2 separate regions of the Mus musculus genome follow, and region 2 is linked to region 1. The links are chromatin loops, found by intact Hi-C in ENCODE. Cell type or tissue: heart. All regions are shown on one strand.

Region 1 (8,000 bases):
TGAGGCCTCTCCCAACCCATCCTGGAAGAGTAGATGGTCACTGGAGGGAGGGAAGGGCTTGTTTATGCTTTGTGAAGAAAAGAATTGTTGTAGGGAGCATATGTTACTCCAGCTACCTCCAAAGAGAAGCAGCAAAAGGTAGGGTAGGCTGCAGCCTCAGGCCTGCTGTGTGGGACCAGCTGACTAGCCTGGTTCCCCTACCAGGCGGAACAAGGATAGTGTTCCCCATCTTGACCTTCATGGACTCCTAAGGCCTGAACATCTGGTGGGTGGCTCTGGGGCTCCCCCATGTAAACAGGCACACACAGTCAGGCCCTAAATTAAAGTGTCACAGGCCTCTTGAGAAGCTCAGGTTTCCTGCTGCAGAACATGAGCCTGCTTGATAAAACGATTTGGGTTGTGATAAATGTGGATTTTCTGTGGTAGACAAAGGCGCCCTTGAGTCCAGAGGGGAACCTAAAACAGCTTGTTGCTGAAAAGTATTTCCTGATCATATTTTTAGCACCTGAAAAAAGATTCTTTTACTCTCTCTTTTTGCCTGTGGGTCTCGTGTGTGTGTGTGTGTGTGTGTGTGTGTGTGTGTGTGTGTGTGTGTGTGTGTAATGTGATACCCAGCAACAACAGTGAGATCTGTTAGCCTCCCCACCTCACCCCCAACCCTGTCTCCCAGGCCTTGTTGAAAACCTACACAGGGCATCCAGTTGGGGATGGCCGTAAGCACCACACCACTACCCTTGATGGAGATCAGAGGATCCAGCCTGCAGCTGGACCTGTGCACAAGCCCAGCTCTGAGATGGGCCTCTGTCCTGGTATCCCACAGCTGGTCAGGAGATTCTAGTGGAAAGCAGTCAGGACCCCATGTCTCACCACACCTGGAGGGATACTCAACGACGCTATTGAGCACTGCTGTGTACTTGATAGTGTGCTGAGTGCTGTGCCAACCCAGAAATCCCTGAGCAGACCCAAACCCTTGACTAGGACCCTCTGAGGCATGTGCTCCCGGAGAAGGTTGGCAGCGTTGAGATGGGAACAGTGGCCTGGCAATAGGTAGAGCAAGGTTGTGTGGTTGGAGAGAGCAAGGATCGGTAGTTATGGGCTCTTCTCAGTGCCCCATGGGCAGAAAGGCAAATCCGAGTTCTCCCTAGGCTTGGTGCTGCCTGCTACACTTCTGTATGAGAAAGCCAATGAGAGAGGAGAATAGAGCTTCCAAGGAGGCCCTGTGCCCAACACCAGAAAGCAAGAGGCTCTTAGGTCCCCAGCATGGTGGCCAGGCCTGCTGGCAGCTCTGTGCTAGAAGCTGTGCAGGAGGCCTTGCGAGGCCTGGTCCTGACCGTGATGTGGTCTGGTCAATGAGACGACGGTGTTTACCAGAGAGTACTCTTACATCCAGAAGCCTGGCCCAAGGGCTGATCGGTTTTTGTTTTGTTTTTGTTTTTGCTAGCCAGGGTTTCTTCATATAGCTCTGCCTATCCTAGAACTCACTCTGGCCTCAAACTCAGAGATCCACCTGCCTCCTGAGTGCTGGGATTAAAGTCGTCACCACGCCTGGCACCAGAGGCTGATCTTCTCTAGCCAACTGTACAGCAAAACATTTCACATCTCCAGCCTTGGCTTACCCCTCTGCCAATCAGGATCACTACACAAAGCTGGAGGGGTGGGACAGAGGAAGGCAAGCCATGTACCAGGTGTGGGGTAGACGTGGTCAGTGCAAACAAAAATGGTCTCCTTAAATTTGGTGCCTGGTCCCCGACGCTGAGGGTTGGGCGTATCACAGTGGTGAGTCTGCTAAGAACAGGATCTGTGTAAGCTAGGTACCCCTGACTGACACACGGAGAACTCTCTGCTATACTTGAAAAATAATATGCAATGTCCCTTGTGGAACTGAGACACAGCACATGCTTGTTAGAGAGATTTTGGGAAATCCAGAAAAATGCAAAGCCAGCACAAACCAGAATCTCCGGGGCAGCTGCTGCTACTTCTGTAGCTTTTCTTTTTCTTCCTTGCTTCTCTTTGAGAGGCAGCATCTTGTCTTTGGGGATCCCAGACTTGGCTTATAGTCACATTATCCAACAGTAGGATCTGGGTGCAGACAAGGTGGTGAGAACTGAGGCCCCCAAGAGGCGCCAAGGGGACACAGAAAAAGACCAGGTTGCACCCCTGAGGCAGGACAGCCACTTACAAAGCAATTCTTAAGAAGATCGAGAAAGGTTAAGGAGCCACAGCAACTAACTTGCCCCCAGGGCCTGGGTGACCAGCCTACCCCGCAGGTTTCCCTAACATTGTCCAGCTGTGCTGCATGACTGATCCCATAGGGGAAAGTCCTTACACGAGAGAAAGCTAAGTAAGTCTTCGAGTCTCCCAGACCCAAGGTTCATCCTCAGTGAAACCAGAAAAGGAATAGACCCTAGGACAGGTTTCAGCTGGTTCTGAAAGTTGATGTCCTAACTTAGGGCTGGGGTGTGGCCACGCAAGGTTTGTGTAAGTGTTGTAGGGAGAAGTGGCCCAGACTGGCATTCTGTCAGGAAAAGCCAGATGCTCTGGCCTGACAGGGACCCCAGAGGACACACAGGAAGCCTGTTCAAAATCAGGCCTTAGGGCAACAAGTCAGCTTCAGAACTGCTGGGTTTGCCCACGCTCCTCCTGTGGGCAGGCCTTAAGCTGGTGACAGGAGACTGTAAGTCCTCACCTCAACATAGCCCAAATGCAAGAGAGCAAAAGGGCCTCGGTTTGGAGGTGGAGCCAACCCAGTACTAGTTCGGCTTTAATGAGCCTCGACACAGAAGGGCCTGGGAGCTACGCTCCGCTCCCGCACCCTCCCACTCCGCGGACCAGCAAGTTAAAAATGCCACTATTTGCATGACCCCGCCTCTCCCCGCCCCTCCCGAGTGGCCGGCTGGGCAGGCTATTTAAACCCCGGTCCCCGCGTTAGGCAGGCGGTCCGCAGTCGTGCCTCACGCCTTCCTAAGCTGCGCGGGTCTCCGGAGTGCGACGCGAGCTAGCGGAAGGGAACTGTGCGGCCAGTCGGTCGTGCGGTGACTGCAGCCACCTGCCCGAGCCCCGTGGCCCGCCCTCAGATCCCGGCGATGCGCCTCGGCGCCGCCTGGGCGCTGCTGCTGGCCGCAGCCCTGGGGCTCGGGACGCGCGGGGTGCGCGCTGCCGTGGCCCTCGCCGACTTCTACCCGTTCGGCACGAAGCGCGGCGACACCGTCACCCCGAAGCAGGACGACGGCGGCTCAGGGCTGCAACCACTCTCGGTGCCCTTTCCGTTCTTCGGCGCCGAGCACTCCGGACTCTACGTGAGTAACCCCGAGCTCGAGGGGGCTCCGGGGAGGGCGCCGCTGCCCTCCACCCCAACTCTTGCCGCTGCCGCCGCCAGCAACTTGGCACCGCGGCAGCCAGAGGTGGAATGAGGACAGCGCTTCCTCTCTCCCGCGGCCAAGGCCGGACAGCGACTGGCGGGAGAGGCGTGGGCAGGGCGGGGCGAGCAACCGCCAGGGCACCTAGGCGACAGCCAGGCCAGCGGAACGCGGCGCGCCCCTGCTGCTCAAGGCCCGACCTGTTTGGGACGTTGGCAGAGTTCGACAGGCTTCCGCAGAGCTGCGGGTCCCCCAGTGCCTAGTGGGGAGCCTTCGATCCTGTTCCTTCACAGTGAGCTATGTGGTAGTAGGCACATGGCCTCTGGCCACAGTTACCCTAGTGGGGTATCTGGCTTGTGATGGTCTCAGCCCTCTCTAAGCCATTTCAACCTCACCCACAGTTAACACCCAAGGCCCACAGCCAGAAGGAATTCGGGCATGATTTGCTTAGTTGCAGGAGACCTGCGCTGGGCAGGGCTGGCAGCTAGGGGCAGTGTAGAGGGGCTTACCCCTTCCCCTCCCCATCTTAGTCCCCTGGAGGTTGGCCACCAAGATCAGACCCTCTAAACAGGGCTCCCAAGGGTAATTCCTCACTCCAGCCCCAGACACGAATGCTGGAGAGGTCTCAGTGGATTGCAGAACCTGAGTGCCAGCCTCCATGTTCTCAGGGTCTGACCCTGCGCCAGTCACCTGTGCACAAAGGGATGATCTGTAGTGAAATGAGCCTCCTGAATTACTCAAATCCACTTAGAAACGCCAGAGCCAACGTAGTCTATAGTTAAAGCACCATCTTCTCACACACCCTCTGCCGAATCCAACACCAATCACCATTAGCTCTACCAATGATTTTGCCATTAGTGCCACCACATCCACTATCACCGCCTCCACTGGCACACTCACCTCCGCCATAAGCACTGCTGCCTTCAGCCGCCATACTGTCATCCCTACCATCTTGAACACTGCCTCCATCACCAGCCACGTGGTCTGCATTGCCATCCTCCTGGCCACCACTGTCCACGGGGCCTATTCACCGCCACCACCATCTCCAGAACCCTGTACCCCACAGTGACAAACATCACACAGTCCACCACTGTGTCACAACCTGGTGGCTGACTTCCCTGTGCCAACTCAGAATGGCCTCCTCACCTTGGTGGCAGTGCCTGGTGCTATAACCATGGAGGGGCATAGAGGGAGAAGAAAGGGAAGACATCCCTGATAATCCTTCTGCCCTGGGACTTGGCAGAGCAAAGATTTCTTATAGTAGGCAGTAGACAAGAAGAGCTGTGTTCTGGGTCTGCCCAGCAGGAAGAGGCCTGTACATCCTAGGAATGTGGAGACTCACCCTAACAGAGCTGTCTAAATGTTCTTTAAGCATTCTGGCTAGCCTTGGATTTTCCACTCCAAGTCACAGGTGAAAATATTATTAAAATGTTTAGTTGACCTTTTTAACATGAGCAACCGACCTCTGGCTCTTAGAGAAATACACACCCTACCAGAGCCTCTCCCTGAAATGTAGATACTCTTTAGAAAATACTCGCTGGTGTGGTCATGGTGCGCACAGCGAACCTCACCTTTCCCATTGCTCTGTGGGAAAGGAAATGGAATTCTCCGAGAAGCCGCGCCCATACATCTGGCCTGAAACAGCACTTAGGGCACATGTATAGGTGACAGGCCACATCAAGGCTATGTGGAGAAAAGGAGGCAATGAGTCTGGAGCAGGGTGTCTGCTGAGTGTCCCCAGCCCCACCCAGGCTGAGAGGACCCCGGATGCCTCTGCTCGGGCCCTCATCCTGCATAGTGAGGTAGGGCGTCAGTAGCTCTCCTGGCTTTGACGGCTTGCCTAAGAGTAGGCTTGTTGGAATAGTGAGTGAAAGAATGAATGCCCCATATTTCTGTGTCACTCCACATTCCAACAAGAATGTCCTTAGGGAGGCTCAGACCTGTTCCCAGACTGACAGCTCCATCTTGAGGGTGGCTCCTATCTAGAAAGGACCTTGCATTCAGCCGCTTGCTTCCTTGTGTCCTAGTAACTGGCCCTGGAGTTGCTAAGAGCATGTGGTGTTGCTTACACCATTTGAGCACAGGTAAGGAGAAGCTCCTGGCGGGTGTGGGGTACTGCCCACCACCTGCTGGCTGGAAATGTTACTACTGCCAGATTCCCAGGAAAGACTGAAGCTGTAGTCTTTCCTGCTGGCCGGCTGGGTCTGAGTCTTGTCTTAGTTGGCATTGGGAGCCCCCACTGTGGCCTTGGCCAGCATACTACCTGTCAGCTTCTGTTCCTTAGTTGTCAGAAAAAGGAGTGCCGTGTGAGTGCCATATTCTTCCAGATGCTGGGCTCCTCTAAGGGCCAGGAGTCTGTTAAGGTGGTCCAGTGGCTGGAAGCATGGGTCTTCCAGTTGTATATCCAACCTGAAGTGGATGAAGGGGTGAACAGGGTGACGGCCCTCTGGAAGGTCAACTCCAGCAATTCTCCAAGTGACCCATCCAGCCTTGCTGAGCCTCATGCCCTCTGATCTCCCCTGACTATAATGGTCTTTCCGAAAACTCTGGGGTCAAAATGAAGAGACTGTTAATAGACTCACTTGAACTCTTGCTGACCAGAACATCAGTTCTCATACCCTGGAGGCAAGGCTTGAGTCCATACTATCCAATGAGCCTGTGATGGCCTCCCTGCCCTTAGAGAACAGCTCTGGCTCTGCCCTTCAGACTCTGGGCCCAGAGCAGCTTCTTGTGTTTCCATCAGCATCCCACCTTGATATTCCTTGGCATTCCTCAGTTTAGCTCTGGCAGAGCAGACAGTGGTTTCTCCCTCTGTCTGATGCCAGGTCCTGCTTGTACGTGATCCTGAGTCTCTCAGAAGGTCACTGTGTATCAGTGGGGATTTTCTAGAGCTGGCAGCCAGACATCCTGTACGGTGATGGTTAGACTTGGGACTGCAGTGAGAAGTGCAGGTGAGAACTTATTCTGAGGATTCAGACTAACAACCTACAGGTTTGAGTGAGTGTCCAGATACCACCTTACTGTGCCCCTGACTTAGTCAGGGTTTCTATTCCTGCACAAACATCATGACCAAGAAGCAAGTTGAGGAGGAAAGGGTTTATTCAGCTTACATTTCCATACTGCTGTTCATCACCAAAGGAAGTCAGGACTGGAACTCAAGCAGGTCAGGAAGCAGGAGCTGATGCAGAGGCCATGGAGGGATGTTACTTACTGGCTTGCTTCCCCTGGCTTGCTCAGCTTGCTTTCTTATAGAACCCAAGACTACCATACAGGGATGGCATCACCCACAATGGGCCCTCCCACCCTTCATCACTAATTGAGATAATGCCTTACAGTTGGATCTCATGGAGGCATTTCCTCACCTGAAGCTCCTTTCTCTGTGATAACTCCAGCTTATGTCAAGTTGACACAAACCCAGCCAGTAGAGCTCCCATAGTGGGACCCAAACTGAAGTCCTGTTTCTCTGAAACATGGTCCAGGCTTCTGTATCTTCACTGAATGCCCAGCTCCTGGCCTTCCTTACCATCTGCCCTCTCTACTGGCAGACATACTCTCTGGGGTGGAGAACATCAATGGGATTCTCTGTCTCCTCCCCATCCCACACTTGCCTGGCTCTTTAAAAAAACCCATCTCTGAATATGGCTCTGACACTTGTCCTAAGACTAAGAAGTGACGCCCCTAAAGGCCCAGGACCACAGGACAGGGGCTTATGTAGAAAGGGACAGCACAGACAAGCAGCCTGGCTAGGTCCCACACGACTTCTTCTTCTGACTTCTAAAACTGTCACAGCATCACAATGACTGTGGCCTTTATTTCCTTTCTGGTAAGAGCAAAAGGATGTGAGGCTGACATTTCCTATCTGGCCTGAAAATCTCTTCTTTTTGATGGAAGCTTTTATACTTATTTACATTGAATATGGTTACCCGTATGGTGGGTTTATCTTCCTGATTTACTATGTACATGTGAAATTGTTTTCTTTCCTCTTCCAGTAGCATTTAAAGTACCTTCCAGTACTAGTCAGCAGGGGTGGAGCTCCTCGTTAGCCACCAGCTCAATTTCTCCATGTTCAACCATGTAAGTTTTGTGTTCAGCAATAGGCCTTTGCCACCAGGTTATGGAGAGTAACCAATAGCCTCGGCTTTAGCCTGTCATGTTAGGGGGAAGCATATGGAACCTCTTCGGCCAACATTCTGTCTTCAAATAGAACTTTGTTCCTTCAAATACAGAGCCAGGCCCTCACAATGGCATCCAGCTATTTCCCCATGCCGCTTCATGTTGTTGCCATAGTTTCCCGTATGTCATAAGCCCAAATAATACACTGTTAATATTTTGCTGTAAACAGCCGATTGTCATTTAGAGAGGTTTTAGATTAGATGGTCTTTTCTGTTTACCCAGGTCTGCCATTTGCAGACCTCATTCCGTAGCAGCAGTGGCTCCCTGTCTCACACTTTTCCAGTACTGGGACATTCCTTGTAGGCCTCACTTGCTGAGCACCCGCACTCTAGTCTGAGAACCGTATTGATTTCCCTTCCTTTCAAAAGCTGTGTCTGCAGTGTGCAGGTGGAATTCTGTGTTGGACATTCCATTCTTAAAGAAGGTGTCCCACTGGCTGTGCATGTACACAGTTTCTCGCAGGGACTCTCC
Region 2 (8,000 bases), 69 kb after region 1:
CAAAGGGGCATACAGGGATATACTTTTCTTTAAATAGGGCAACAAAAATCATGAGTGTAGGAAAAATCAGACCCAAAGAAATCCTAAGATACCTAGGAACCTTTAAACACATGTGTGAGCATGCAGCTTGTTTTATCTGAGTATGTCCCAGCAGTGCTTCAGAGCTCAGAGGCCAGGCTAGCTGGCCCACAAGCCTCCAAGGACGCCCTGACTCTACCTCCCATCTCCCCACAGGGGTGCTGGGGCACTGGGCATCCAGCTTAGGTGGGTTCTGGGGATCTGGACTCAGGTCCTCATACCAGCTTTGTTTGCTTGTTTGGTTGGTTTTTAGAGACATGGTCTCTACATAGCCTTTGCTGTCCTGGAACTCACTGTGTAGACCATGCTGGCCTCAAACTCAGAGATCCGCCTGCCTCTGCCTCTGGAGTGCTAAGATTAAAGGAGTGCCCGCACTGCCATCACAGCTATGCACAAGTGCTTATGACCTATCTGTCACTAAACTTTTAGGGCAACTGTCACAATTTCTAAATCTCCTATACAAAAAGATGCCCCAAGGGTTGTAAAGTTTACCTACTTGGACCTGGAATGGGGCAGAGCTAAACAACAGGTTTGCTTTGGAGAGGAGAAAACTGAGGTGTTTTACTCAGAGGCTTCAGACCCTATTCAGCTTTAAAAACCTGAACACTCTGCCATCATCGGCCTAGTCACTTACTCTCACCTGGAATTTGTATTCTAGCTCGTTGGGGTCCTCCTGCAAAACAGTGGGGCATCTGTGCAGAACGTCTGTGATGTGCTGTGCCGTGAACAAGCACTTCTCCCTGAGGACCTTCACAACTCGGTCAATGTCCCGCTGATGCATGGTGAAAACCTCAGGGCAAACGGACAGCACCCGCTTCAGTTTCCCTGTAGAGTGTTAAGCAAAGCATGTAACTTTGGCATGTTCCCGAACGCCAAGGGCTAAACAACATTTAGGGGCTGGTAGATGAGTCAGTGGGTAAAGGCACCTGCCAGCAAACCTGAAACTTGAGTTCAATCCCCAAGACCCACATTGTGGCAGCAGACAATCAACTCTAGAAGTTGTCTTGTGGCACCCACATGGGGGCACAGCAGGATCCTCTCCCTCCACAGGACTGCCCATTCAGAGATCTACTTTCCATGAAGCACCACGCAAAGGACTCTTCACAGACCCAACAACCCTCCCTATGTCCCTGCCTTTTTCTAGTCTTCTATCTGAAGGCGGCAACTTCATACTCTAGGTCTCCTCTTGCTTGCCTAGCATAGAAAGCTTCCCGGGGATTCACTGGGGAATGTTAGAGGAGAGTGGTTTCCTGCACAGTGGGGCTCAGGCTGCTGCTTCTCTCTGTATAATCTAGACATTGTATAGAGACTAACAATCTCTAGACTTGAGAGTCTGAGCTCAATGAAGAGGCCTTTAGGAACAATGGTAGGAACAAGAATATCCAGAACACACAATTATAAGTAGTCTGAGCGTGACCATGTGTTATATCCAACTGTATTATTGTTTGTTTTGTAGGGTCTCCTTGGAAGGCCTGGAACCTGCAGAGCTCCATCCTCCTGACTATAGAGTTCAATTAAAAGAATGCACTACCACACCCAGCCTCCCCGTGTTTTACTGAGTTACATTAGTAACTGTATTCAGACAAATGATATAAGCAGGGCTTCATAAGTGAAGCAAATGGTCTTCTGATGAATAGTTGTGCCGATTTAAAAACTGGAAACTTAAAAGCCACTTAAGACTGTCAAGTAACTTTCCTAACAGCCTAGCTTCCCTGTGAAGAGGCGTTTCCAAAGAGTAAGCTTTATTTTCTCCTCTCAGGCTGTGCTTCACACACTGACTGAGCTTGGGCTTAGATCATGTTACAAGAGACAACGTGTCAAGGGGAACACAGTTATCTTTTTGCTTATCTTCTAGAGGAGGCATGCCGAGACACCAAACACAGTGGGCTCTAAGCCTCCCCACTTTGGGGGTGAAATCTTACCAGGAACAGTCAGTAATGAAATAAAAGCAGTCAAATGGGTAGAGTTCACTGGAGAGCCCCACCTCCCTTCTCCAGAAGGGTGACAGCTGTTGGAAGGTGGAGGGCACTCTAACAGCCTTCCAGGAACCGGGCACCATCAGCTCTGAAAGCTGTGTGTGGGATGTTTTTGCGGAGGTCACACATTTGCATACACATACATCACTACCATAGAGCAACACTAACCCACCAAAACCAGACTCCATGTCCCCATTGATCTGGAGCTAGAGATCTCAATGAACACACAGGAGGCTCACTTTGGCCTTGGTTCTCTCTTCTTGGGCTCCTCTATCCCACATCCCCCTTACAACGGCATCTGCAGAGAGCCCACTGCACATCTTCTTGAAGACACTGACCTCTCCTCAGCAAACTTTCCTACCTCACTTCCTCTGAGTAAGGTGTGTTTAGCCCACAGCACACATGCATCCCAGGGTATTGATGAATGCAGCCTAGCTCATTTGTAGGTGACAATTCCATGCCTTACTATCAAAAGGCTGGACATCCCTGCTAGGGTAAGCTATTTTCTCCCTAACTGACTCCTCTCCCTCTATAAAGTCTGCTGCATCTTATACCTTCTCCAAGGCCAAGCTTCCGAAGGTAACTGGAACGCCTCTTCATCTGCATGCTAGACAGTTTCAGCAACTGGGGATTTTTCTTCAAGGCATTAAATACAGGCTCTGGGTTCAACCCCAAGAGTAGGAGTTCTGAAACTATACCCAGCAACTGTTGAGGATGGACACTTGGCTGTATACTAAACAAGCTGTGAATGTGGGCTTCAGCAAAACCCATGTCCTGGAGGGAACGGATGACCTTTTCAGGCTCCAAGGACTCAGGATCCACACAAGGCTTCTGTTCCTCATGAAGACACTGAACAAGTCGTGTCCTGTTTTCTGGTTCCTGCATGTACTTTTGGGGTGTAATGCTGGAAAACTCTTGAAAGCTTCCTCTACCGGGCACTGTAGTCAGTTTGCAAGACAAAGAAGGGCTCATCTGTTTCTGTTCTCTGAGATGAGGGGTCTGCCTAACCAAACAGGCCCAGGAGAGGGCCAGTAGACGATGCCACTCAGGAACCTGTAAGGCAGAGCAAAAACAGAATCAGTCCCACCTCAGAATAATGACCACCACAAGATTACTGAGCCAGTAACCTTGAACCTCAGCTTGACCCTTGGCCCACAAAAGCTAACAGTTTTTGTAAACAATCTGTAAAATCTTCTCTGGGTCTAAAAAGTCTCCAAAGAATAAAAGTAGCATGCAAACGACCGCACTTACTGAAGATATTGAAGCATAAGCAATATCTACATACTGAAGATACAGGGCACGAGCAATAGTATTTGGTTGAAAATTCTGAACCTCAGACTAGCCACCAGACAGGTACACTACCTAATTTCATTCCAACAAAGGATAGTTTTGTTTTGTTTTTCAAGGATCCCTTCCATTAAAAGAAGAATATTTGGGGGAAGGAATCTGTCGATTTGTACACAGTAGCCCCAGGTGTTGGGACTAGCACATAACAAATTAAGCACAGAGCATCCGGTGCCCGCCAGAATGGTCTCAAACACCCCGCTCTTGCCGCTGGTGGTGGTCCAGGCCTCCCTAGCCATTAGGCAGCACACAGCCGAAACTCCGGAGAAGCCAGAAGCTATTCTGAGGGCCACACTGTCTGTGCACACGCCACCCGGGAGCGCTACTGCCACAAGGTGCCCAGACCGGAACACCAAGAACCAGCGTCAGCGCCTCCTGAACGTCCCGCCAACAGCCGCTGTGAGCCCGGGACCTAGGGCAACCTCACCTGCCTTCCCAGCGAAGCCATGGAGACCAAGCGAAGAACAACTGTGAGACCGGAAGAGGCGGTCCTTCCTGGCTCACAACGTCCGGCCTCCGATCTGTGTCCGCCGAACTCCCGGGGTGTGGCGTTCTTTCGTTCCGCAGCCAAGCCCTTGATCCCAGATGCTCGTGCCCAGCACCTGCAGCTTGCAGGTGCAGCTCCCTTTAGTTGGGCATACTCGGTTGCATGGTCTCTGCCAGGAACAAGCAACACTACCTGGGTTTTAAAACTGCTCTTCAGAGTACAGGTGAAACCAAACTACCCCGAAGCGCACACCGTCGTTTTCTGTTGTGAAACTACTTTTACTGGGGCCGGGGGAGGAGGGGAGAATATGACAAAAAACAATCACCTGTGTTAAAGATAGTACAAGGCCAAATAAGATAACGCTGTGATTGTGGAATTAGGATCCTGCAGACCAAAACCAAATTATCATGGATTATTCTTAGCCTTTTTGAAATCCATTCATCGTCCACCTGTCTAACTTAACAGCTTTGTGACAATGAATACCTTTAAAATATATTCCTAGACCAACAATGGTTTTCACCAATCCAAAAGCCAATAGCATCACTAAATAATATCTAAAACTGAGTTAAGTGTTTTCCTAGTTTTGCCTTATCCTTCCTATCTGTGGTCCCCACCAATGTGTCTGGTAAATGCCTTGATTTATGGCTTTATTCTCTAGCTAGTAATATCTCACCTAACTTCATCCATGGTGGAGAATCTTTTGGAAAAACCAAATTTGTGTTCCTGGGCTCATCTTTGAGGTAAGTAGGTTTGTTTGTTTGTTTGTTTGTTTGTTTTTTAACTTTATCTGCATTTATTTTATGCTGAATTTATTCACGTGCCATGAGTTTTTGTTTCTTGTTTCTTCTGGGATATCCTTTTCTTCTGTGCAACCTCCTCTTCTGGCTTTAGAATGATCTGTTCCCTCTCAGTGAGGATCATCTCAATGTGGCAGGGGGAGCTCATGTATGGGTTAATCCGGCCATGAGCTCTGTAGGTTCGTCGGCGCATCTTAGGTGCCTTGTTCACCTGGATGTGTTCAATGACAAGAGAATCTAAATCTAAGCCCTTAAGTTCAGCGTTACTCTCTGCATTTTTAAGCATGTGCAGCAAAAATTCAGCACTCTTTTTTGACCACCGACCAGCCGCATTGTTTGGCCTGGGCGCACCTACTGACTCCACCATTATAACACCGGAATGGCACACATTGCTTCTTTAAAGTGATGTCCTTCAGATACTTGGTGGCTTTGCAGATATGCATACCCTTGATGGCCTGGGCAGATTCCCGGGTGTTCTTAAAGTGAACACGAAGGTTTGAACCTCTTGATTTGCATGATTTTGGGGGGTTTTTCTGGGTCAAGAGAGTAGCGAAACATCTTGGCAGATGACCTCTGGCTGCTTACAGGAAGAGAGGAGGTAAGTAGTTTGTGATGGACACTGTAATACAGCAATAAGTTCTCAGGACAGCCCAAACTCTCCCTGAAATGGTTATGTACAGATCTAGACCCAGATAAAAGTATTTGGTAAGTTCTGTTGTTTACAGACTTGTGTTTAGTCAGCAAGATGGCTCAGGAATTCAGACACTGACCACACCAGCTTGGTGACCTGAGTTTGATTCTAGGGACCCATGCAAAAGTGAAGACACAAACCCACTCCACCGAGCTGTCCTTTGAGACAGACAGACAGACAGACAGACAGACACACACACACACACACACACGAAGGTGTCTGCTATTTTTAAAAAACAGAATATGGCCCAAGTAATGAAATTACAGGGAAAATGACAATAGCCCTCCCAGCCCAGAGGTCTGGCTTCACTTATGGATGGAGCACCAGAAGCTTCCAAACCAACCTCTATGCACTGAATTTGCATCTTAGACATGAAGGTGTCTTAGTCAGGGTTTCTATTCCTGCACAAACATCATGACCAAGAGACAAGTTGGGGAGGAAAGGGTTTAGTCAGCTTACACTTCCACATTGCTGTTCATCACCAAAGGAAGTCAGGACTGGAACTCAAGCAGGTCAGGAAGCAGGAGCTGATGCAGAGGCCATGGAGGGATGTCACTTACTGGCTTGCTTCCCCTGGCTTATTCAGCTTGCTTTCTTAGAGAACCAAGGACTACCAGCCCAGGGATGGTATCACCTACAAGGGGCCCTCCCCCATTGATCACTAATTGAGAAAATGCCTTGCAGCTGGATCTCATGGAGGCATTTCCTCAACTGAGGTTCCTTTCTCTGTAATAACTCCAGCCTGTGTCAAGTTGACACACAAAACCAGCTAGTACAGAAGGGGAGGGAAGAAAACAAAGAAGCTGTGTTCTAACAGCTGCCTAGATTCCACCACTTCTAAGCCATACCTATTTCTTGCCGGCCTATTGGCTGCTCCAGAGAAAAAGGATCTGGCTATTGCATCAATAAACACATAACTGCTTTGTGCTAGGCAATGATCTAGTGCTGAAGTGCTTAAACATCTTTTGACAGAAAGATTCTATCTATAGAGGACAAGAAAGTTGTAATCTGTATAAAACTAAAGAATTACTTTTGTCTTAATTTTCTTCCTAAATAAATATTATTTAAGCCTTTACACCTAAAGCCTAAGGAAACTCTGCCACTCCAACTTTTTGAGAACAATCTAGGAACCTGAACAAGTCAGCCAGCTCTGAAGCAGTGGTAGCTAAGACACAGGGTACTGTGAAAATCTGGCGGCATCTTCAGTCCTCACCAAATTTCATTCTTAAATCAGACTTGAAATTCCACGGGAAAAATTATAGCTGCTGCCTCACAACTTTAGTCTCAAGGCTTTATCTTTGGTTTTGTTCTTCTGCAAAGAACACTCATAAGGCATCGGACTGTAAAACCAAAAGCTTTAATGATTTTCTTTTCTTTTCTTTTCTTTTTTTCTTTTTGGTTTTTTGAGACAGGGTTTCTCTGTATAGCCCTGGCTGTCCTAATGATTTTTTTTTCTAATATAGAAATGGTTCTTGGAAAGCTGGATTTTGTATCTTCAACCGGCTATACTCCTGTCTGGGGGAAAGAACAATTCTGCAATATCTTGTGTTTTATGTGTAATAAAGACTATAAGGGAAAATGTTTGTTTCATTCTTGGAAACAAAGTCATCTGAAATCAAAAGCTAAAATGTCACTAACTTCTGAATGTCACTAACTTCTGGGAACTGGGTCCTAGAAACCGTCACAGACACTGGTAGGGTTGAAGCTCTTCAACTAGACATAAAGGTATAGTTAGAGCCCGTCACATTAGACAAAGTAGAGCTGAGCCAGTCACAGGATGTCTGAAAGTACTAGCAGGGCATTATGGATTAACAGATGACTAACAAGCCTGAACCCCCAGACCAAACTAGGACAGATTTCTTTTTAGCTATAGTAAATAGGGTACAGAAATGGAAAACAAAAGTCAGGCAGTGGTGACACACGCCTTTGATCCCAGCATTTGGGAGGCAGAGGCAGGCAGATTTCTGAGTTCGAGGCCAGCCTGGTCTACAAAGTGAGTTCCAGGACGGCCAAGGCTACACAGAGAAACCCTGTCTCGAAAAAACAAACAAACAAACAACAACAACAAAAAGAAATAGAAAACCAAGTTTATCTCATATAGTCCTGGCCAGTTTAACTGTTAACTAAGTAGCTTTAATTTGGAAAATTTTTAAGAAAATAAATAAATATTCTGGCCATTTTTGTCTGGCCACTTCTATAGACTCCATACATCTGTCACATGTCACATGTACCAAGTCAGTGGGAAAGAAACCTACACACAAAACCAGGAAGAACTGGGCATGGTGACACACACCATCAGTCCTAATGCTTGGGAGGCAAGCGCAGGCAGATCTGTCAGTTTAAGGTCTACCTGGTCTACATAGTTGAGTTCCAGGCCAGCCAAAGTTACATGGTGAGATCCTGTCTCAAAAACTTACAAGCAAAAACAAACAACAAAAATAGAGAACTTAAACACTCCTTGTGTCTTTCTGAGGCTTACAACTTAAAGCCCTTTAATAGTACAGTATAACTGAACATTAGAATGATTTTCAAGGTTATAAAAAAACATGAATTACAAGTCTATATCATAAACCTAAGAAAACTAGCATCGCAGGCTCTTGTAGCATTTGCATAGGAATCTAGAAGCA

The links. A loop is a pair of places that touch in the nucleus more often than their neighbours do. Peaks named below come from ENCODE experiments on the same cell type or tissue, not always from the same donor. Only the 100,000 strongest peaks of a DNase experiment are listed, where the experiment ranks them.
Region 2: it touches region 1 in a loop (1.8-fold over the local background); 2 of 42 quality-filtered maps call a loop at or near these places.

What each region holds. Positions count from the first base shown.
Region 1 is chr1:93,232,906-93,240,905 of GRCm38, forward strand. Sned1 (sushi, nidogen and EGF-like domains 1) reads left to right here and starts at 2,992. Exons shown (of 31, transcript NM_172463.4): 1 at 2,992-3,296. The coding sequence starts at 3,084. In heart, CTCF peaks have their summits at 3,823 and 5,499 (motif pointing left); DNase peaks (open chromatin) are centred at 2,226, 2,856, 3,406 and 3,716; H3K4me3 peaks cover 1,927 bases; H3K27ac peaks cover 1,140 bases; H3K27me3 peaks cover 3,772 bases.
Region 2 is chr1:93,302,000-93,309,999 of GRCm38, forward strand. Mterf4 (mitochondrial transcription termination factor 4) reads right to left here and starts at 3,880. Exons shown (of 4, transcript NM_178051.4): 1 at 3,826-3,880; 2 at 2,609-3,107; 3 at 719-903. The coding sequence starts at 3,846. Pask (PAS domain containing serine/threonine kinase) reads right to left here. Exons shown (of 18, transcript NM_080850.2): 18 at 7,438-8,000. It overlaps Gm28535 (predicted gene 28535), which reads left to right and starts at 3,965. Exons shown (of 3, transcript NR_151531.1): 1 at 3,965-4,108; 2 at 4,544-4,625. It also overlaps the pseudogene Gm7867. In heart, a CTCF peak has its summit at 3,710; a DNase peak (open chromatin) is centred at 3,842; H3K4me3 peaks cover 1,633 bases; H3K27ac peaks cover 847 bases.